Regions from separate parts of the Homo sapiens genome. Here region 1 is linked to region 2. Evidence: chromatin loops called from intact Hi-C (ENCODE). Cell type or tissue: IMR-90. All regions are shown on one strand.

What was found. A loop is a pair of places that touch in the nucleus more often than their neighbours do. Peaks named below come from ENCODE experiments on the same cell type or tissue, not always from the same donor. Only the 100,000 strongest peaks of a DNase experiment are listed, where the experiment ranks them.
Region 1: it touches region 2 in a loop (14-fold over the local background); 110 of 110 quality-filtered maps call a loop at or near these places.

What each region holds. Positions count from the first base shown.
Region 1 is chr12:15,587,511-15,595,510 of GRCh38, reverse strand. PTPRO (protein tyrosine phosphatase receptor type O) reads right to left here. Exons shown (of 27, transcript NM_030667.3): 25 at 5,921-6,056; 26 at 454-574. The coding sequence ends at 470. Among named protein-coding and RNA genes, the nearest start is that of EPS8, 200 kb to the left of the region's middle. RefSeq lists enhancers at 4,902-4,961, 5,242-5,291. In IMR-90, CTCF peaks have their summits at 2,382 (motif pointing left) and 4,979 (motif pointing left); a DNase peak (open chromatin) is centred at 4,940; H3K4me3 peaks cover 235 bases.
Region 2 is chr12:15,853,325-15,861,324 of GRCh38, reverse strand. The region is part of intron 2 of LOC102724146 (a long non-coding RNA gene); the gene reads left to right. Among named protein-coding and RNA genes, the nearest start is that of STRAP, 25 kb to the left of the region's middle. In IMR-90, a CTCF peak has its summit at 4,773 (motif pointing right); DNase peaks (open chromatin) are centred at 4,784 and 5,504; H3K27ac peaks cover 393 bases.

The DNA of each region.
Region 1 (8,000 bases), 270 kb after region 2:
CCTGAGACTCTATTGTCACTGTTGTTTTTGGTTTTAGGAGTGTCCAATCCAGCTCATGTCTTTTTGTAACCCCGTATACAGCCCTTGTAATCAATAAAATATTTGCACAAGATATCTAGATAGATTTGGATGGTAGTATCCTGATATTACAGGCACAGATCCAATAACAGAATAATTTAGGGTTCTGGGTAGAGGGAATGGAGGTAAAGTCATCATGATGTGCAGAAGCTCCTGTTTGTTGCCAACACCAACCAAGGTGCATTGAAACTCAAAGATCTGCTACAGTACTTGTTTCTCCCTGTGACCACCCATGTGAGGCCAGGAGCTGGGAAGAAATACTCATGTGAAGTCAGAGTCAATACAAATGGCTACTGCTGTCTTTTGTCCCATCCATCACATCCCCCTCTAATAGTTCTAAGACTGAGCACTCGTGGAGAGCTCTTCTCCACTTACTGCTCCGGATTCTGAACTAGGACTTGCTAACATTCTCGTATATGACATCACTGATGCAGAACTGCTGCTTCTTCTTCATCCACATCAGTTGCACACACTGATGGATAAAAATGTACTGCTCCTGGAACAAAAGACAAAAACAGGTTTCAGAGCAGACATGTGCAAAGATATAATATTTTATACTATGACAATTTTAATGATCAAGATCTGGTGTTAAAGGAAACCATTTTCATTATTTACAGAGACACAGTTTTATAACTAGAAAATCCAAGAGAATCAACTGTACAAGTATTTTGATTAATAACAGAGCTTAGAACATCATGGCTTTTTTAAAAAAACAGTGGAATTTTTTTCCCCTAACTTTATTGCAGTATAATAAAAATTGTATATATTTAAGGTGTACAATGTGATGACTTGATATACATATATGTTATGAAATGATTACCACAATCAAGCTAGTTAACACATTCATCACCCCAGATTATATATATGTTTATATATATGTGTGTGTATATATACATATATATGTATGTATATATATTTGTGTGTGTGTGTGTGTGGTGAGAACACTTAAGATCTACTTTCCTAGCAAATTTCAAGTATACAATACGGTATTATGAACTATGTTCACCATGCTGTACATTAAATCATTATTAATGCTAAAGGAAATGAATATTCAATCAAATCATGGGGCTATTTTGAAAAAAAAAGGATATCCCATTATCATACACCAAAGCAAATTCCAGGTAATTTAATAAATTGTCTTTAAAAATACAGAGGAAAATATTGGTTAATTTCTCTCTGATTCCTTTAGGAAAGGAATTTCTAAAATTAAGAGCAGTAGAATACATTACAAATAAAAATCTCAATCTACTGTATATTTTAAAAAGTTAAAAAGAATAAAACACAGGGTAAACCACAAACTGGAAAAGAAAAATATTTTCTAGAATTATGACAGAATATTGATGCCTTTATTTTTGTGATAAAGTCATTCAAATCAGTAACATATACAAATAGACAAATAAGTAAAGGACATCAACCACTAGGCCAAATATTCCCTGGAAGTTAGAAACTATGTCTTTTTATTCCTAATGCTTAGCACTTAGCTGTGTTTATTAAATGATTTTTGAAGTAAACTGAGGAAATATTAAAATATGCCAACAATAGTCAAGTAATACAAAGTACATTGAAATAATTATTTTCTATCTATGTAGTGGACAAAGCTAGAAGGAAAAGAATAATATTTAATGATGACAAGTTTGTTGAGGCAGTCCATTTTACCTATTGTTTGTGGAGGTAGAATTAATAAAGTGCTAATAAATGGTGTGGACACAGATAATAGTAAAAAGTGGAAAATAATCCAATTTAATGTTCTATAAAAAGGAGATTGGTTTAAGTATGCAATAGTGTATCTTTAATGAAACATTAGTCTGTCCTTAAAATGAGATTTATAGAGTTGTAGGTAATTTTTGATACTATACAGGCTACATAGTAAAATCCTAAATGAGAAACTACAATGTAAATAGAATGTAAAGTAACACACATATATACATACATATAATATGAGCACAATCATGTAAAAGTTATACTTGAATGAAAGCCAAAATGAAATCACCAAAATATATCTTTCTGCCAAGAAGTAAGGGTAATTTCACAGTGTTCCTCCTTTTTCTTTGTTTCCCAGAGTTTCTCTATAAGTAATAGCACTAGAAATAACATTTAAATGAGATCCGGTCAAAATATTCATAGGATTTTAAGAAGCTTCCTGTGTAACAACTTCATACAAAAAACAAAATTAATATTTCGAACATCACTGGATTGATGCCTCAGCCTAACCTGTATTTTTCAACACGGTTTGGAGAAAATATATTCCCTTTTGTGGTGATGGTATCCTATCAGTGGCTGAGCTACCCCTTGTGGTCATCACACATGGACACCTAATCCATTGCTTCTGGTGTTATGTCAACACAGGGAATAGATAAGACCAGAGATTGCCTGGACATTCAATCTGCATCTGCTTAGTGGCTACATTTTGTATCAAAACAAAAAACAACCAAACAACAAGACCACAAGAAAAGTAAATAAAGACTATTTATGGAGGGACTTGTCCTTGAAAGTCCCGAAATTCAAACTGCAGATCAAGAGGATGGGCTGCTCAAAGCAAAGCCCCAACTGACCTCCAGGGAAGGATATTAGAGGAAAACCAAACAAAATATTCGATAAAAATAGAAGAGAGGAGAACATCATTCATAAGTAGCACTTCACAGTTTCAAATCACTTATCTAGGTTATATTATTTCCCATCATGTCTGCTTTACAAAAATTAGTGAAAGTTATCATTCATATTTTACAGAAGAGAAATGGGAGCCTTGAGAGGTGACATGACTTGTGCAGCAGTAAAGTGGAGATTCAGGCTCCCCTCAGGGTCTGGCATTCTTTCTAAATACGCCTCTACTTGCGTGAAGAAGTCTATGAAGTGTGTCTGGTCAGGTGAGGAAGAGGAAGAGGGCAGGTCACAGTGCAGTCCAGGCAGCATGTTGCACCTGGAGACATGGCTCATCCTATCAGCTACTTCTGCAATTTTTTGGGTGAGGTGGAATGGTGGGGTCAAGGCAATGTAGAGAAGGCTGGAAAATTAGATACCAGTGATGGGAGGAAATATGGTCTATGTGGGTTGATTATATACATAAAAACAGAGCTCAAGTGGAGAACCATTTCATTCTCTTGAAAATCATTAGCGTCAAAGGAGTACTCTAGGATGATACATGTGAAAAGAATAACCTTTTTTTACTTTGTTCTTTCCTTGTTAACTTTTGTGACCTGGCAGCAGAATTTGAATGTGAATGGGCTTAAGGAGAATCTTAGGCAGATCAATCTGTATTCAAAATACGGGATGAACCATGGTAAGCAGAGGAACAAGGAAAAAATAAAGGTAAATGAAGAAGATGTTCTAGACATAAGTTAAAAAAAAAGACACAGATAAATAACTGGAACTGGAAAACATCCACCAGGAAGTCCTGCGGGAATCAAGGGTCAAGCTAGAAAAGTTGGAAAAAGTAAGTAACCCGGGGAACCTCTGCCCCCTTTGCTGACTTTGAACTCCCCATGAGAGTTCAGGGAAGGGATACTGCACTTTATTTTTTATTTAATTATTTCATAATTAATTTTAATTAATTATTTTATGGGGTTTTTTTTTTGAGACGGAGTCTTGCTCTGTCACCAGACTGGGGTGCAGTGGCACGATCTTGGCTCACTGCAAGCTCTGCCTCCCAGGTTCCAGCGATTCTCCTGCCTCAGCCTCCCGAGTAGCTGGGACTACAGGCGTGTGCCACCACGCCCAGCTAATTTTTGTATTTTTAGTAGAGAAGGGGTTTCACTATGTTGGCCAGGATGGGGATACTGTACTTTAAAAAGGCTGTGTCCGCGGAGATATCAACATAAAATGCTGGCATAAACAAATAAAACAACCAAAATTTAGGGTAAAACATTTAGGGAGAAAACAAAACGTTTTCTTGGCTTTGCAGAAAGCGACATGGTGGCTGCTTGATAACCACCCAAAGAAAGATAATGACCCTAAAAATGGGATGGAGGATGTGTCATGTGAAAGAGATTAAGAATCTGTAGTTGGAGAAAAGTCAAAAGCAAACAGGCCATAATTAAAATCTACTAAGTTTTTTTTGTTTTTTTTGAGATGGAGTCTCACTCTGTCGCCCAGGCTGGAGTGCAGTGGCACCATGTCAGCTCATTGCAACCTCCGTCTCCTGGGTTCAAGCAACTCTCTTGCCTCAGCCTCCCGAGTAGCTGGGATTACAGGTGCCCATCACCAGGCCAGGCTAATTTTTTAATATTTTTAGTAGAAACGGGGTTTCACCATGTTGGCCAGGCTGGTCTCCAACTTCTGACCTCAGGTGATCCGCACGCCTCAGCCTCCTAAAGTGCTGGGATTACAGCTGTGAGCCACTACGCCAGGCCCCAAAATCTATGAAGTTGTAAAAGGTATGAATTAAGTAAATTGAGGAGACAATTCATTAAATGCAAAATACTTAAAATAAGGTGTGGCTCTTTGAAGCTTGGTGATTCATATACATAACGTGGATTTTTAATCACATATCAAGGTGCAAATTTATGGAAGTAAAAGCCAAAAATATGGACCGATTAATAAAGCACTGTTTACTCACCAGACAGTGGACTCCTCTGGGAAACCAGACATTTTAAACTTATGATTAAAAAGTGATACTGATGTCCCCACCACACTAAATTACTAGGCAGCATGATTGAAACCAAGTGAGGAAACCAATTGGACTTGCTTCCTAATTATCAATGAGAGGTCTGAATATTAACGAGGATAACTCTTTCCCAAGTGGTATGATCCTGCTGTAGTTCAGAAATGAATGTATTGAAACAGCCTTGCCAAAAATTGGTCAGACAAGAATGGGGAGGTAGGAGGAAAGAAAAGTAAAAGGAGTGGGAAAGCAGAAACAGCTGAGACGGCCGCCATTACTCTAGGCTTTTGAAGTGATACTGACATCTAGTGGTGCTGGGTAGGAAAAGCATGAGGAAGACCAAAGCATTTTAAAAATACCCTGATTACAGGTCGGGCCAGGTTGTGTTCTACCCAAGCGCTCCACCCACACATACTCTTTGAGAAAAAGGATTATTGTAAGACCGAAGCTAAGAAGTCGCGAGTATGGCTGGGTGATGAGGCTTATGAACAAGCTGTTGTACTTGGGTTTTTGCGCCCACAAGGGTACACACCCACGGCTGCTCTGAGGCAGGCGGTGCTGTCTGCCGGCGTTGCCTTGGGTTGTCGCTCCAGACTAAGTGCATCCTCAGGCTTTCAGGGAGGGAGGACTCGGGAGAAGAGGAGGAAGACGGAGCACGTAACACTGTTGGATATTTCAGGGGATGCTTCCATGTTGTTAAAATAATAAATCTTCATCATTGAGATGAAGGGAACTGGCAATGCTGGTAGGTTGGGGACTGGGAATCTTTAAAATCATAAAAGGGACAGAAAGCTCAAATCCAACTTCTAATCATCATCAAAAGTGAATTGGGATAGAGTCACACGGAGGATAAACTAATGACAAATGTATTGAATCAAATCCAACATTTCAAATATAAATCAAATTTCACCAGTTCAACAGTCTCTATTTGGTGGCATTTACCCAGGATGGCTGTTATCTGCAATTGACTCTGAGTCTGTTCAAAGAGGTTTTACTCTTACGAATCTACCCATGCACTCTGAATTATGATGCCAATAAAAGTATAATCACTATATGTCGAATGGATTTCTGGAGGCTAGTGTCTATTTCTTTTATGCCTCAAAGCAGTTTGAACATATACAATAAGAAAATGGGAAAGAAAGATACAAAGAAGTTTGAGAGAATTGTTTTGAAGCATATCATTGAATAATGGTAAGTTTTTCAGTCCAGGGAAAATTTAAAAATACATATAGATTATGTTCCTACCTCTGTCTGTACCATAGACATCCGGTATGACCTCATTTCTGACACCAGCCCTAAGATGTCAACAAACTCATGATCCCGAATGTGCTGCAAGAGCCTGTCCAGGGCAATGAATGTTCCTGTCCGTCCCACGCCAGCACTGCAAAAGAATGTTCCGATGGCATATTATTCAGATGGTGCTTCTTTTTTTTCTCCCCCCTCTTTTTTTTTTTTTCTTTGAGATGGAGTCTTGCTCTGTTGCCCAGGCTGGAGTGCAATGGCATGATCTCGGCTCACTGCAACCTCTGCCTCTCGGCTTCAAGTGATTCTCCTGCCTCACCCTCCTGAGTAGCTGGGATTACAGGTATGTGCCACCATTCCTGGCTAATTTTTGTATTTTTAGTAGAGATGGAGTTTTGCCATGTTGGCCAGGCTGGTCTTGAACTTCTGACCTCAGGTGATCTTCCCACCTCGGCCTCCTGAAGTGCTGGGATTAGAGGCGTGAGCCACCTCGGCCAGCCCAGATGGTGCTACTTTACTGTTGAAATAAAACTGATGATTTCTAAAAAACTACAAATAGTACCCTTGTGGAAAAACGCAGACTAAGCTCCTGACAATATTTTCCACTTAACTGATTTTTAAGTATGGAGTTGTGGTTGGTGTTCCTTCTAATGTCACATTTCTGACTATCATGGCTACGTTCCTGAGAGACATTTGCACTGCATTGGCCACACCCTTTATCGGGGTCTCTGCTTCTGCAGAAAAGTAGGGATTCCATGTTGAGTACTCTCGGGAACTGATTTCTGAATTCAGAGAGCTGATACACATAAACAATACCCTGTCTTTTGAACAGCATCAGAGTTAAGCCCTCAGATCAGCTCAAAACTCCAGTTGAGATGTCCATACCCTAACTCTAGGTCTGGGACCACAGAGATTTGTGTATCTTCAACCCTAAGTTCAGTTCACCACCCCAGACCTGCCTTACAGCATGCCTGCCATTTTAGTGGGTCCTGGGCCTGCTTCCATCTCACAGGGACCTTTGAGATAGTTGCCTTAAAATCAAATGAAAAATTTGGACCCAGTCTCAGCCAGTCCCCCAATCCCAATGCTCGGGGCACAGATGGAAGTGGACTGACATGCGCTGACCAACTGCCCATCACAGTCCCTAGTTCTATGTGTTGAAGTCAGCCCTTTTTTCCCTCTAATCCTCAATAAAGAGTCAAATGGCTCTTAGCTTTGAATCACTGTGAAATGATGGGAAAAGAGAAAGTTCAAGCAAATTTATATGGAAAGTTTGCTAGAAAAATCCCACTCTATAAACCTTGAGTTTAAGGGTTGCTTTTTCTACTAGACAACTCTTCCCTCCCAGGATTTCTCAGATAAAATGATCTGCCATTGGGTGAGCACCTGTAAAGTCATATCCAGAACTGCACTTACTATCTTCCATGAAAGGAATCTGTGAGTTTGACCCCAGAGTTGAAGAGCTTCATTTTCTGTTCTTGAAAAGAACCATTTTGAGAACAGATAATCTTACCTGCTAAAGCACATCTTTTAACCTGTGAATGCCTACAGTGGATTGACAGCAACAATATCTGCCCTAAACAGAAACTTAGTAGCTTATGAAGCATTTTCCTTTCCAGGGAGACACACACTCCACACAAACACACATGAATGCACACATATACTTCCTCATTCTAGTCATTCTAATTCACAAGGGCCAAGGCAGTAGGTCTGGGATTGTAGATTTATTTGCTTAGGTTGGCATGGCTGCCAATGCTTCCCTTCACATCTTCATCCCACTGCCACCTCTCACTTGCCATTGGAGCACGTTTATGTCCCCTGTTCTTTTGAGGTTGCATAAGGATTTTACAGCAATATTGTATCACAGAGATAGATTTTGATGGAGCTCTGTTCATACAGTAGGAAGAACAAATTAAATTTAATGATAACTTTTCCTGTTGGGAATTAGTGTGGACCTTGATTTTTTTATATCCTATATCCTTTTTCATTCTACTGTCTGACAATTTAAGAGACAATCCCGAAGAGGAATCATAGCAAATATGTTTATCTTCCTAAGCTGAATATTTTCATTTTTCTTTTCCTT
Region 2 (8,000 bases):
ACAACCCAGATACTGGAATTAGCAGACAAGACTACTTAAAATAGTTATTACAGCTCTGCTTATAAACATAAAATATGCTCATGAATGAACAAAAACAAAATCTTCAGCAATGCAACAGAAATTATTAAAAGGAACCAAATGGAAATTATAAAACTGAAAAAATACAATAGCTGAATTAAAAACTCACTGGATGTGTCTGTTGAGTCTTCTGAGAAACAAACACCAAGAAGGAATTAGAAACACAAGAAACAGATGCAATGGGCAAAAGACCTGTGAATGATGAGGAGGAAGGGTGGGCAGGATTAAGCAGGGAGAACTTAAGGCCACAATACTGGTCTGACATTTGTGAGAGGAGAGAGGGAAAGATGGAGGACTGGGTAGAATGAGACCAGGACTGCAATGCAAATCTGAACAAGTCTTGTCCAGGGAACTACCTTGCACACTTCACTTCTGCTCACATTTCATTGTTGACAATGCACAAAGAGAAAAATTTCAGCAGAACAATTTCTAAATACGTAAATACATGGCCATACATGTAGACACAAAAAGGGCTAGAAAATATAGTTTAGCTGTGCATCTGTGTGCTCAGGAAGATAAGGAGAGTAAGTTTGAAAGGCTCAGGCACAGTTACCACAGTTACCTATTTTCACCTGCTTTTCTCTTTTTAAGTTACACCTTTTCCACTGCACTCCATCTGCTTTTTCCATTCTGTTGACTCTGTTTTGAGTCAGTTGTCTCTCAGTGCTTCAAATGTAGTTTTCACATAGAATAATTTTTTTAAACTCTGGTTTCTCTACTTAACTCTGTCAGCTACTATTGCATCTCCAGGTGTATTCACATAATTTTTTTTACAATTTTAATTTAATTTAAAAAACATTTAAATTTTTTTGTCTCATAATTTCCCCTTTTTTTTGAGTGTAGGAATATTTTTGCATAAACATTTCACTGTTTTTTTTCAGTAGTTCTTTATGTCTCTTACATTTATGTTTCTATTACTTACCTTTAAATGGTGAGAGTTCTATTGAGTTAGTCTGTTATTTGTGCAAGAACAGTATAAGTGTATTCTTTTTATTTTCCTCCCTCTTCTATTGCCCTTTGTTTTGGCTATATCCCTAGAACTTTAACTAGAGGAATGAATATCAAATTATTATTTTGGTGTGAAATTAGCAGCATATGGGGTGGGAGATCCCAAGTTATATGCCAAGTGAAGAGAACACAGAGATCTACCATGGATACTTTAGGTATTGCTTCTACCTGAACGTTTTAGACAAAAGTCAGTTGTCATGGTTTTGTGGATGGAGATATAGTTTGGTAGGCTAACTCCATCTTCCACCACGATCACCCACACTTTTCTGAGAGGAAATAGTACATTATCAGAATTAATCCATTTGAGGCTGGCAACATTTTCTCAAATGATTCACACAGAGTAATTTCAAACTAAACTGATGGTTCCAGTCATATGGACATGTTCAGGAAAAAGCCAGAAGATTCGTTTTCAGGAATTCCAGCATTATTATTTTCTAAGGAATGGGGTCAAAGCCACATTAATAGGAAAATTATAACCCCCTCATATGATGCTAGATTGTGTTGTCTTGGAAAGAAAATTAAGACTCATGATGGTGAGTTGCCCTTTTCCTTAGATAAATCAGGTAGAAAATGGCAGCAGCCTTCACTGATTAAGAGACCAATCTGGAATCAGAGCCCTCACTACCTTTACCCCACTTACAACACCAGAACCCACAGTATTCCCTTGCCAAACTCCTGTGTTTCTCTGGCAATATGCAGACCAAGGAAAACTGAAGAAAATACGTGGGGACCCTAGATGGTGGAGGATTGCATAGGGTCTGCAGGAGGAAGGTCAGGATTTGAACAGATAGAGTTCAGAAACAAGGGACAACTATATGAAAGCCTAAATCCGAGGACTTTCCGTGCTTCTTCTCTCTCTTGTGTGGTATAAGAAAAAGAATGAGATAAAGTCGTCACAACTCCTGGGTTCTTGTATTTTGCAATCACTGGGAATGCTTACTTAACTTTTCTATAAAAATAACTGCTTAAATTGCCACTATAGTTCAATGTTTATTTAGTCTGGAAACATGGAGTGGTGGTCCTTAGAAAGGCTGCCAGGCCAAATTAGTGCTGAGAGGGCACGTTTTATTCATAGTGGCCCTCCAGGGTCTAATCAGGAGACAGAAAATATACCAGTTATTTGAATAGAAACAGCTTAATATAAACAATAGTTATATAGCTATGAAGGTGTTAACTATGAAATGGTAAAAAGAGAACTCTAACAAATCATGGAAAAAGCAACTTCAGGAAGCAAGTATCACACTCAAGCCTGAGGGATCAAAGAGAGCAAGGAGAAAAACTTGAAACAGAAAAGGGCACTGTGGTCCTGAAACCCCAGCCTCCCAGGAGCAGACACCAGCTAGTTGATACTGGTGTCAGTGGTGGCGGTTGAAGTGGCTGGTGGTGGTCCTGAGGCTGGTTCTGCAAGTGGTGAAAAAGTGCAACCTGGATTCTGCTGCTGCTACAGAAAAAAATGCTACAGGAGTTAAAAAAAAAAAAAACGACCAAAAAACACAACAAACAAACAACAACAACAACAACAACAAAAACTGCAGCAGGAATAGTTTTTAATAGAACCACAAGCAGATGGGAAGCCATAAAGCAGCAAACAGGAAAAAGCTGTCCCTCCTTCCTCTCCAGCTTTGCAGTCCTCCTCTCGAGCCCCCTGCTGGAAGACCCTACCACAGAACAGCCTGGGGAAGCAAAAATGAAGTTTGGTAGAGTTCTCACCACACCATCACAAAGAGAGTAGGGTGGAGCTAACAGACAATATCTGGCACAAGGATTTAAAACAGGGCAACAGAAAATATGTCTAAAAGTGTTTGTGCCATTGATGATGCATCTAAAGGAAAATGGTAGCTTCTTAATGAACACACGTTCCTTGCCTCCCAAACACTTAGCTAATCAGCTCTCTTTCCTGTCAACGCCGCCATTTACCAAGGCACTATTAGAGAATAATCCTTGAATCTTTTATTTTTTCATACCTTGTGCTCAATTAATTAGCAACTTGTGTCAGTTCTGCCACTTAACTTGTACACGTTCAGTCACTAACCCAATTTAAGCACACATCATTTTTCACATAGTCTAAAGCAACACCCTTCTAAATGGTATTTCTGTCTCTAGTTTCATCTCCCTTTAGTGAATCTCAACCCTAGCAGCATAATAGTATCATCTGAGAAACTTTTAAAGTATCTCATTTCCAAGGACCCTGATTTAATTTGTTTGGACTGAGGTCTAGGGATTAGCACTTTTAAAGCTCCTTGGGCAGTTCTAAAGTGCAGCCAGCTTTGACAGCTATTATTTTAGTCTATCCTCCCCATTAGTGTCAAATCATTTTATTATTTTTTTGTGGTGTGCAAATCCAGTAACCTTGGTTCATTACCCAGAATTCCTCAATAATTATCCATATAAACATACAATGTAGATAAATGACAAGCCCGTGGTTCTTCTTGGTCAGTGTTCCACATACCTCTCCAACGCCTGTTAATTCTCCTCCCAGCCACTCTCACTGAACTGGAAGTTTCCAACTTCATTTTCCAACAGCATTGAGCTACTTGCAATTTCCTGAACAAAGGATACTGTCACCTATTCATGCATATGCATATTTTATTCTCTCCCAGGAAAAGAACCTCTCTCAAATGACAGCAAACTTGAAACATAGTTTAAAAAAAAAACATAATGTACTGGTAATGTTTTTAAAGCACTGTTCAAAACTAAATACTTCTTATGATATCAATTATATGAAAAGAATGTGAATACATAGAAAAAAAGTTGCAGGAAATTTATTAAAATGTTCATTGTGGGGCCGGGCACGGTGGCTCATGCCTGTAATCCCAGCACTTTGGGAGGCCAAGGTCAAGAGATCGACTAACTGGCTAACACGGTAAAAACCTGTCTCTACTAAAAATACAAAAATTAGCTGGGCGTGGTGGTGCACACCTGTAGTCCAAGCTACTTGGGAGGCTGAAGCAGGAGAATCACTTGAACCCGGGAGGCGGAGGTTGCAGTGAGTCAAGATCGTGCCACTGCACTCCAGCTTGGGTGACACAGCGAGACTCCATCTCAAAAAAAAAATGTTCATTTTGATTGTCTCTAGGTGGTGGAGTTATAGATTTTGTTTCCTTCTCTATACTTTTCTGTAGTTTAGAAATACATGATATATAAAAATGTATATTTTCCACAATGTTATATATTACACTTCTAAAGAGAAAGAATATGTAACATTGAGAAAAATCATTTACATATTTAAAAAACCACCACATGTACCTCTATATCTTATTTGATACTTGAATTAAGATAGAAGTGTTTGGTTAATAAAATAGGATAGTGGGCTTAGGCAGGAGGATGGCCTCAGGCCAGGAGTTCGATATCAGCCCAGGCAACAGTGAGATCCAGTCTCCATAGAAATTAAAAAAAAAATAGCCGGGCGTTGTGGCACTCACCTGTAGTCCTAGCTAGTTGGGAGGCTGAGATGGGAGGCCGAGGTGGAAAGAAAGACAACTTGGCCTGGGAAGTCGAGGCTGCAGTGAGATGTGCTCGCTCCACTGTATTCCAGCATGGGTGACAGAACGAAATCCTGCCTCTAAGATACAAAAAAAAAAAAAAAAGTTAGCAGGGAATACTAACATACTAACATTTATTTGCTTAAACAAGTTTTTTATACCTGTCCTACACAAAAATGCACTTTTCCTTCAGCCACCAGATGGCAATCTCTTCCCATGTATTGTTCCATTTACAACTTGCTGAAGCACCCTTTCAGGGATTGTGCATAATTTACATAAATATTTTTAATTTTCAACTAGCAAATTAAAATATTTATATTTAGAGCATATTTTAATACACATTAAGAAAATTATGAGTTTTAATTATTTAAAAATCAATTTTCTTATAAACACCTCATGTAGTATCATCTCAAGCAATTCTATCCCACAGGAATTATTCAGTCTAACTGGTGTTGTTGAAGGAAAAGCAAACTGCCATCCTCCTTCCATGTATGCCAACTAACTCCACATTGGCAGAGACCTAAGAATTGGCATTCGTAGTGGGGGAAGGGAGTCAAATTGAACCAAGCTTCCCAAGCTCAGAGCCTGGTAGGAGAGGGATATTCCTGTGGGGAATGTCCTGGTGGCACATATTCTAAATGATTCTAAAATCTTGCCTGCAATAATGTATTCAGGAATATTAATGAATATTCCTAAGAGTTTAGAGGATAATGGCTCTTCCAGCAATATTTTTCTTAAATGGCCATTTTGCACCACTGTTTTTATTTAGGGTATTAGAGGCATCAAAGAAATCTCAAATTCTCTCCAGAGTTTTCTTTTTCTCTATTCCTTTCTTTCCAAAGTCTGATTGCTTGTCAAACATGATTCTTCTTTAAGTTTCACTTTTGTTGGGTGATGACACATCTGCCTGGCATTACATTTCCAATTTATAATAAACAGTACTCAGGGAATTGGTAAATTTGGTAAACTCAGAGCTGTTTTTCTGCTGGATCAGCCAAGGCTTTTGCTTTTGAACACGTGAGGTGCATTTCTAATGTCTAAATTTTAGGCCTGAACATTACATTCAAGAGTGATTACTACACATTAGAGAAGACTATATAAGCATGTAGTAATTTTTCATAATTTTTTTCTGATTACAAAATACATTATCTTTTTAAATTTTTTGCAGTACTCTAAAAGCTCAAGGAAGAAAAGTTGAAATCATTCATAATTTCCCAACCCAGCAAAAGTGTCTGATAAGTGGCTATAAAATTGATTATAAGGATTTGTGTCTAAAAACATCAGTACCTCTGCATTCCCATCATTTTCCATTGTGAAACTTTAATATTTGGAGTTCTGTTACAATTGTGAGTGATTTTAAAGGTAGTAACAGAAAATTCACTGGTTTGGTCTTTAAACTAGATGTCAACCTATATTTTAAAACAAACCAATTTTATTCACATTTTTTGTGTATGTTTGTTTAGGGTTAAACATTTTTCTTAACTTATGTTAGTTAATACCTAGGGCTACAAATAAACTCTGTATCATGAACATGCAGCTATTTGACTGATTGATCTTCCTTAAGATAACAGAAACTCTGAATGCTATTCTTGCTATTCCACACATTTCTGTGAGACCTCAGCAAGTTAATTATCTTCTTTGTGTGCTTAATCCTCTTAGAGCACAGCCCTCATCACTTCTGTATGCTATGCCATTCTATGAGGATGAATGTTTCTCTTTATCCTCTGTATATAGAAATGGATAAAATAGAATTAAATACAAGAACAAGAAGCCTAAGTGTTTGTATCAAGCTAAGAAACATGGGTTCGATATCTGGACAATTCAATGTCTGCTTCAGTCTTTTTGTAGGTTTTAGAGCACAATTTTAATTTGAAAATAAGATTGGAAGTCAATATTCAAATGGTTTTCTTTTTAATTATTTTCCTAATCTATTCAAGCAAACTAACAAACATCAAAATAATACCATCTCTGCCATTAATTGCTACTTGGTGTGAGAATAACATGAATTTCAAAGTAACAAATGAAACTACAGATTTCTTTTCAGAACATTTCATATTAATTCATTAAAAGAACATTTGTGGAACACTGACACAGAGGAATAAGACGCAGTATTTACTTGGAGTCTAGTGAACGAATCAGAGAAATATGCAATTATACTGTACTGAAAAATTATTTATTGAGTGCTACTGTATTCAGGTAATGTTTTAGAGACTGCAGATAAAGCAGTGAACAAAACATACAAAAAAATTTCCACTTCCATGGAGTTTACATTTTAGAGAAGGCAGACAGACAGTAAATAAATAATCAAATAATATATATGGTGTGGCACACGGTGATGAAAGCTGCAGAGAAAAATAACAGGCTATAGGAAGTACCGTTGATAATGTCACATTTTAGCAAAGTCCTGAAGGAAATAAAGAAGGAAGCCATGTGGATATTTGCATGAAGAACATTTCAGGGGAAGATAAGAGCAAAGAGTCCAGCAAGGTTTGAGTGCCATAATCGACCTGGAGACTGGTAGGAGACGAAATGAGAAAGGCAAAGGGGACTAGATCATATAGGTCTTCGTGGGTGTTGTAAGGACTTTGGCTTTTACTTAAAGTGAGATTGTCAGAGGCACTCTCACCAGAGCTACTCCATCTTGAATAGGGGCTAGGTAAAATAGGGCTGAGACCTACTGGGCTGCATTCCCAGGAGGTTAAGGCATTCTTAGTCACAGGATGCAATAAGAGGTCAGCACAAGATACAGGTCATAAGGACCTTGCTGATAAAAACAGTTTGGAGAAAAGAAGCCAGCTAAAACCCACCAAAATCAAGATGGCGACAAAGTGACCTCTGGTCCCCATCATTTCTCATTATACACTAATTATAATGCATTAGCATACTAAAAGCCTCTCCTACCAGCACCATGACAGTTTACAAATGCCATGGCAACATCAGGAAGTTACCCTATATGGTCTAAAAAGGAGAGGAACCCTCAGTTGTGGGATCTGGGAATTGCCCTCCCCTTTCGCAGAAAACTCATGAATAATCCACCCCTTGTTTAGCATATAATCAAGAAATGACCATAAAAATGGGCAACCAGCAGCCCTCGGGGATGTTCTTCCTATGGAGTAGACATTTTTTATTCCCTTACTTTCTTAATAGATTTGCTTTCACTTTATGGACTCGCCCTGAATTCTTTCTTGCTAGAGATCCAAGAACTCTCTCTGCGGGTCTGGATTGGGACCCCTTTCTGGTAACAACATGAGAAGCCAACTAGAGAATTTTGAACAAAAGAGTGAGGTGATCTGACTTTAACATAGGAACCCAGATTAGGAGGATATTAATATTCCTGAGGAGAGAGGATAGAAATCCAGACCAGGGTGGTAGCAGTGGAGGTGTTAAGAGGTGGTCAGATTCTAGGTATGTTTTGAGAGAAAAGCTGACAAA